Linked DNA regions of Mus musculus: regions 1 and 2 are each linked to region 3. Evidence: chromatin loops called from intact Hi-C (ENCODE). Cell type or tissue: heart. All regions are shown on one strand.

Region 1 (2,500 bases), 51 kb before region 3:
ACACTTCTCTACAGGAACACACTCAATGCATCGACTGTCTCTCTTCTGGAAAGCTGCCTCGTTGCCTTTAACCTGTCTCTTGTGTATACCCCTAAAGAATAAATTTCTCTTCAACATTTATATCCAATATGCTCCAAAGCATTGAACATCCCCATGTACTAGAATTACCCTGTCATTAGAAATAAATATCATGTCTAAAACAAGGCAAGTTTTGAATTATAGAGCAGTAGTCTAAGGTAAAATTGACCCAGAAAAATAAACAGACTTTTCATTACAAAAGTGTACATCCAGATCCTGGCATTTAAGAACGAGTCTGTTCTCAATGCACACCTATAATGTGACTTTTGTTAGGGCGGATGCTAAGTCAAAGGCCAGCAAGTGATGCCAGTGCAGAGACCGCAGACAAGCAACCACTGCAGAGAACAAGAGAAAAGGCGACAGATGAGCTTTTATAGGAAGCTGTGTCACCTGACAGGCCCAGCTCAAACATTTCCTCTGCTGGAAGCGTTCCCCCCACACCGCATGGAAGTAGTAACCCAACACAGCTTGCTGTTTTCTCATTTGCATCCTGTCTGTCTCAGCACAAATCACAGTTCATGTGACCCTTGAACCAATGCTGAATCGTTCTAGGTGTTTCCACACTGAGAACTCAGCAGGTACCATCGGGGTCGCCTCAGATTGGAAACTCTTAATTTTTAGACGCCTTGTCTGCCTCCATCCACTGGGCTACCCTTCTCCCTGTGAGCATTCAGTGTTCCCTGAGTGACAGCATAAAGTAGTTCTCTCGTTCTCTTCATGACAATCATGTGACCTGCACATGTTTTCTGCATAGCTATTGCACGTTCATCTTCAGATTAAAAGGAACTAGATTAGAATTGAATATGACTCCCTCCAGAGTCTCCCAGCTAGTAAGCGGGTGACCTGGAGCCTGCTGTGGTTGAGAATAACGGACTGGAGCAATGGTGAGCATAACTCTGGGGACAGAACTCAGAGAAAGGGTCAGAGATCTTCCTTTGCCTGGGATCTCTACGTAAAGCGGCATCATGAGAAGGAAGAACTATGAGTTAGAGCTAACACCTTCAGATGAAAAGCGTGTTAGCAGTCTGCACTCCCCAGGAAAAAGAATTCTTTCATTGAAAGAACTTTAATATCTGCTTATTCTAGAAAGCCAAGCTGAGATTCGAGTCACTATGGGAAACGCTGTCCTTGTGCAGACCCCACCGAGGGCAGGACATCCCACTTCCTACTCAGGGCACACATCAGGCTCAAGATCCCCTCGAATGGCCATCTTTCAGACTCTGCTGAGCTATCTTGGCCCAGTGACCTGTTTCAGAGTCACCACATCAGCATCTCAGAGTGCCCTGTCTCCAGATATTCTGCAATGGCCAGCACAACAAAGGGCACTGATGGAATGACAACATTCTAGAGACTTCACTACCGTCCCTTAGAGAGGACCAGGGCAGCTTCGGGAGAAAGGGTGCAACACCCAGAGAAATAAATCAACAGTCTAATTACAGGGAAAGAATGTGGAATGAATTCTCCCAGTATACCCAAACAGGATAGGGTATATAGGGATGTAGTATCTCAACACTTGGGAGGCTGAGGCAAAAGGATGCTGAGTTTGAGGCCAGTCTGGAATACAGAGTGAGACCATGAGGTCAGAAAAAGAAGCAAAAGTAGGAGTGGACACAATGCTGCTTTCTCAGGTACAGTATTTACAAAGGAATTTTACATTGTAGGCTCTGGCACCAACCGCAAACTCATGAAAGTAGATTGCCACAGGGCGTGGAGCCTTCTGGTAGAGGGGGAAAGTTGTCACGGTATTTATAGACTTTTTCCCCCCAGTGGAATATAAAATCCAGTACTCAGGGGTGAACACACTTCAGGCTGTAAAACACATTGGAGTGCTTCTTGTCAGCCCCAGGCCCCAATCCATGAGCCAGCTAGGGAAGAAGGCCCTGTCATACACATACTGGTCTCACCCAGAGCTGAGTGTGCAGGGCGCACCGCCCACAGAAATAAAACAGACTGTGGCAGTGAGAATGGAAGTGTTAAATAAACGATACAGCGACTTTGCACCTAAGCGTTAGGGAAGGGCCTGGGAGTGGGAAATCTCCAGGAAAGGCATGGAGGCTTTCTCCACTTCCCTTGGTTCGCCTTTGATTCACACTCAAAACCCAGACTACTGCTATTACCAACTTCAAATTACAATGCCTCGTGTGAAAATAAGCCGGGGGAGAATGGAGCCAATTCTTTTAAAATGACAACGTCATATGGTGTTTTAATTATCTAAAATACTGACGGTCAAACACCAAATTCTGACTTCCTCGTAACAGTCACACATGGAATTATCGACTCACACGGTGACAATATAAACTGATAACATCATAATCTTTTCATTTATAGCTTCCTTTTTTTCAAACACAGACATTTTTTTTTTCATCACAGAATATATCCAAGAAGATAAGATAATAAGGATCACCTGACATGTGACAAGAGA
Region 2 (2,500 bases), 270 kb before region 3:
TTCTCTTAAGGTGGTTCCTCTAACCATCAGCCTTACTCCATCCATTTTAGTATGCAGTTTGAGATGGAAGGCTCGTCTCCAAGCCCTGCTCCATCTCCCTATCTTATAGAGCCATGAGAAACCATGGTAGTAGACTGTAGTCCCGGGGTGACTACTGTCTTTCTCCTTTGAAGCTGGAGTCTGTCACATTTTCTGTTAAATCATGGGTTTAGGTTTGTTTTGTTTTGTTTTAACAAATACTCCTTCCTTCTAATGTGGACTTGAAAATTAGTCTCTGGTGACCTGTGTAAAAACTATATAGCCATATAAGTAAAAGAAAAAGATTTTTTGGGGGTGTGTGTGGCAGTCTGGAGCTGGTCACATTTAATTATTTTTGGTTTTGCTTATTGATACTTCTACATTGAAATCATGGTTTTATTCATTTTATTTATTTTTGAACTTGTTTTAATTGCTTCTAAAGGAATATTTGAGGGACTTCATTCCTTTTTACCATGGCATTACACAGTAACTTTTCTCTACAACGTGGTTTTGAGGTACTGAATGACTTAGGTTATCTATGGAGCCATGAATGACAGCAGTGCTGTGCTGTAGTTGTGTAAGTTCATGTCTTAGGTCCCAGGTAAGCGTGCCCTTTTATAAGGGAATAAATACCTGTTTTCAAAAGGTCCAAATAAATGATTGGTCAGTGAGTGATGAATCTTAGAGAATTCCTTGGGGCCGGGGTAGCATGGCAAGGCCTTCATTAACTCGTAGTTAAACCTGACAGCAAACATGGGTATTTTAGTCTCTCTGCATGGGAAGTTTGGTGTGAGAAGATAGAACCGTAATACATAGAGTATACAGAAGGGGAGATGTGCTTCGTTTTATTTCATTGCAAAGCTGCCAAAATAGCTGACGCTTAATTACTTGACTTGATTTCTAGGACTGGGGCTTGGAGGAAGGGAACAGATGTTCCTTGGCGACTTTGATTACAGAAGCCTTCTATGGATTGATTTTGTATTTGTAGCTCAAAGCCATTGTTGACTAAATCAAACTCTGCTAAGTTATCAAAGCCGCATATTTTTTTCCTTTGAGAACTTAAGGGCATGAAGGGGAGCCCATGGCACATTAGGAAAAGCCAGCGACTGCCACTTACATTCCTTTGGCCACTAGGAGGAGCTGTTGCCCTTCATTAAGGCACCTATTGATTTGTTTAGGAAAACCAAATCCTTTAAAGAAATAAATTTAAGACATTTTACTTACTAACTAGAAGGAATAATACTCAGTTCCCCCTACTTAAGAAAAGAGGAATACGTTCAGCGTCAGAACACAACATTCTAACTGAGTCTCCATCCATTTTTGTATTTGACATACTGCCTGCCACAAAGTAGTCTTTTGAGTTCACTAGGAAATTCCAACAGCATAGATTTTTAAAAAATTTTTTTTTCATTGTTGTTGATGTTTGTTAAAAACCTTTCATAGATATTTTATTTACTTGCTGAAGATTCAGGGACTTCTGAGACCCTGAGTTTAGAAACATCTGGTCTACCTCAGTTAAATGTTGACTGCTTAGAAATAGAGCTGAAATGATCACCACAGCCATAAAATTGTTTGACTAAGAAAGATTTATATAATGTTTACAAACCTGGAATCAAGTGCGGATATTACCTGAAAGCTAAAGGTTAGCTGTTAAGAGCAAGTATTTAATTCAGGTATTTTTCAAGTTTTAAAACTTGTTTACCAAGTAAAATTAGGTATTTTTTTTCTTCACATAAAAACTCCATTGAAATTATATGCCCTAATTTGCAATATTTTCCCCATAAAATTTAAATGTGAAAGAACAGTAATTTACTAGATATGTTTTGGGTGGGGTATTTTGTTAAGTAGGTTTTCTTTTTTCTCTTTAACCTATGTAATAAGCTTCCAAAAAAAGTATAATTGTTTTAGAACAAATTATTTTGTAATTTTCCTTTTCCTTTTTCTTTACAGTATTAGATACTTTTAAGTGAAAAATTATGCACTCTCTGACTTCAATTTCACTAATGTAATTATTTTCTCGGGAATTCTTTTAGATCTAAATTACCATCATATTAACTTTTCTTATACAAAGCCAGCGTTTGTTCTCTCACCAGACTCCATGCCAGATCCATCATAAGAAAGCTCAGCCTAAGTAATTCAAATAGTGCTTACAACTTTAGGGGGAGGGAGGGTAGCATTCAGTCAATACTCCAACTGGTTGTTTATGCACAAGGCTACAGTCAGAACATAGAAAAAAAACATTCTGTGAATGAAACATTGTATGTTCAGATTTTATAAAAGACATTTTTAAAAGCCCAATTTACAGCCGTATATTTTCTTATGATGTAATTTATGAAAAAGCTGTCTGTACTAACAGGTGCTGTAACACTACTGTCGTTGGGTTTTGTTGTTTGGTGATAAATGTATACAATATTTCTAATGGAAACTATGTACTGTGATGTAAAAGTCTGGGCAAAATGTATATAATCCTTGTATATAATTG
Region 3 (2,500 bases):
TCAGGGTGTATCACTTTCAGAGCTGCAGAGCAACTGAACTTATGGCTGTCTTCCAGCCACACAGAGCATAAGCTCTATTTTAAAACACTCTTCCGAACTCACAGGCGATGAAGGTATCTCCTAGGTTGTCAGCTTCCGACTGGAAACAAATCACTTCCCTCTCAAACTGTGCTTGCTCCCTCAAGATTACTGCGTGTTTGGGTGTGTATATTTTTATCTTGGGCCAAGCAACTCCACAGGCAAAGATAGGCACCCCCCAAATGTTATCAACATGCCTGAGCCATTCAGAGCCTTCGCAAGAGGAATGAATGGGCGATGAAAGCTCTTCGGCCTAAGGACTTCTCCCACACACACATGACAGAGGGGTATAAAAAATATCTCTCTCTGGAGGGAGGGGGCAGGGCGGATGATAGGGAAGGACATTAAGCAGCAAAGGCAGCCCAGCCGCCGCGGCACTTCTCGAACTGCCTGCAGAGGTGGAAAGGAATCTGCTCATGTAATACAACCAAGCACCCTCCGGCTGCCGCGCAAGGGCACGAATAATAAATACACCCAGGAAGACAAGCAGATGTACAGAAAACAAGCCACCCCAAAAAGGTCAAAACTTCAGAAATCTCGGGGATCATATCCCCCACACAAACGCATCCATCAGTGGGAACGAGGGAAGGGACTTGGAGACTTAGCCAAAGATTCTAAATTTGGGTGTCTTTTTTTTTCCTTCCCAGCTCCTGCTTGCAAAGTAACAGTGGCTACAGGCAAAGCTAGAGAAGAGCAGGAAGGCTGAGGGCGGCGCGGGGTGCGGGTGGGAAGGGAGGGGTGTCTCACACCAGCCACCCAGGCCTCGATGTGACGAAAGTCGTCAGCAGCCCTAACCGCATCCCAACCCCTCCACCCTGCAAGCAGACGCCCCCCTCCAACTCCCCCAGCCTGGCTCCGGTCCCTTGCAGCGAGCAGCCCCAGCAGCCCCGCAGCGGCAGCCCCAGCCAGAGAAGAGCGCCGGCAGCACCGGGATCGCGGCTCCCATCCCTTCGGCAGACACCCCGCAGGCCTCCCTCCTCGCCCACCCGGGATGCCCAGCGCGCCGGAGGTGGCCCCCGCTTACCTTGGGCGCTCGCGGGGGGGGGCTGAAGGTGGCAAGCCCCCCGCCCCCCGCCCCTGGCCTCCTCGCCTCTTCTCTTCCTCCCTCCTCCACGTCCTCCTCTTCCTCCTCCCTACAGTGTGGCCGGGGCTCCCCCTCCTCCCCGCCGCCTGGAGTAAAAGCCGAAAACCCCGGAGCCGGGCCCGCGTGCGTGCGTGCGGGAAGGCGGCGCGCGGCCAGCTCTCTCCAGTCACTGAGCGCGGCGCGCGGCTCGCGGCAACTAAAGTGTGAAAGAAGCGGTGGCCGCGGCGGCCGCGCCACGGAACGGCCCCCCGGGAGTGGGCAGGGAGCGAGCGGGAGCTGGCAGACTCGGAGCGAGGAGGGAGGGGACCTCCGCGCCCAGGCGCTCACTCGAGGGGCGGGGGCAGCCAGACACTCCCCCGCCGCCCGTCCCCTCCCCTGCCCGGCTCCCGCGCGCGGCCCGCTCTCCTCCCCCGGGGCGGGGCCTGCGGAGGCCGCCGGGCGCGGCGCTCGGGGAAGAGGGGCTGGGCAGCCAGGGCTGCGGGGAGGGAGAAGGGTGGGCTCGCTTGTGTCTGTCTGTCGGCCTGTGTGTGCGTGCGTGCGTGCGTGTGTGTGCTGTAGGGAAAAGAGGAGCGAGCTTAGTGTGTGCATGCACACGCGTGCTGCAGGGAGGGCGAGTTGTGTGTGTGCGTGTGTGTGTGTGTGTGTGTGTGTGTGTGTGGTGTGTGCTCTGCAGGAAGGGCGGACTGTGGGTCTGTGTGGCGGGTGTGTGTGGTGTGTGTGTGTGTGATTTCGCGCGCACCCGTGCAAACTGGAGGACAGACCCAGATAGGAAGGCTGTATCCTGCCTGGCCTTCCAGGGACCTGTCACTTGGTTGATGGTGTGGGTGCCGACAGAGGCTTCACTAGGATTGAGGCAGGAACCGGGAGAGGAGAAGTCTGTCAGGCAGATCGACAGCTCTGGGACGCACAGAGGGGTTGTGGCTGCTTGGAGCTAACTCGGGAAGGCTGCACAGCCTCGCCCTACCCCTCCCTGGCCGCCGGGAAGAGCCAGCCGCAGCCAAGGCCGGGAGACCCACCTCTGAGCGTCTCCACCTTGTCTCCCAGCTGCAGCGCCTGCAAGATGAAAGAAGGAAGACGCTTCTGCGACTTAGAAAAAGCTGAAACCTGCCGAGGAAAGATGCGGATGCCCTGCTCTGCTTTCCCCACCCTCCCAAGCCTCTGTGGACAGAAGGGGCGAGGCCGCGCCAGCTGAGAGATTGATAAAGGACCTAAAAAGATCGTCCCTGGCCAGAGGGCCAGTTCTTTGTGGACCCCCACAGGGCAACCAGTTTCCTTCACTTTAGGAAGGCATATTTTTTTCCTCATCCCAGGCATACTGGGCCTTTCGTGTGCACACTG

Evidence for each region. A loop is a pair of places that touch in the nucleus more often than their neighbours do. Peaks named below come from ENCODE experiments on the same cell type or tissue, not always from the same donor. Only the 100,000 strongest peaks of a DNase experiment are listed, where the experiment ranks them.
Region 1: it touches region 3 in a loop (2.8-fold over the local background); 5 of 42 quality-filtered maps call a loop at or near these places.
Region 2: it touches region 3 in a loop (5-fold over the local background); 12 of 42 quality-filtered maps call a loop at or near these places.

The regions. Positions count from the first base shown.
Region 1 is chr1:152,037,809-152,040,308 of GRCm38, forward strand. The region is part of intron 1 of 1700025G04Rik (RIKEN cDNA 1700025G04 gene); the gene reads right to left. Among named protein-coding and RNA genes, the nearest start is that of 1700025G04Rik, 51 kb to the right of the region's middle. In heart, no CTCF peak of the experiment used is centred here; no DNase peak of the experiment used is centred here.
Region 2 is chr1:151,819,500-151,821,999 of GRCm38, forward strand. Edem3 (ER degradation enhancer, mannosidase alpha-like 3) reads left to right here. Exons shown (of 20, transcript NM_001039644.2): 20 at 1-2,500. Among named protein-coding and RNA genes, the nearest start is that of Edem3, 65 kb to the left of the region's middle. In heart, a CTCF peak has its summit at 1,142 (motif pointing right); no DNase peak of the experiment used is centred here.
Region 3 is chr1:152,088,830-152,091,329 of GRCm38, forward strand. 1700025G04Rik (RIKEN cDNA 1700025G04 gene) reads right to left here and starts at 1,491. Exons shown (of 6, transcript NM_197990.3): 1 at 1,103-1,491. In heart, no CTCF peak of the experiment used is centred here; DNase peaks (open chromatin) are centred at 302, 922, 1,512 and 2,062; H3K4me3 peaks cover 2,500 bases; H3K27ac peaks cover 2,500 bases.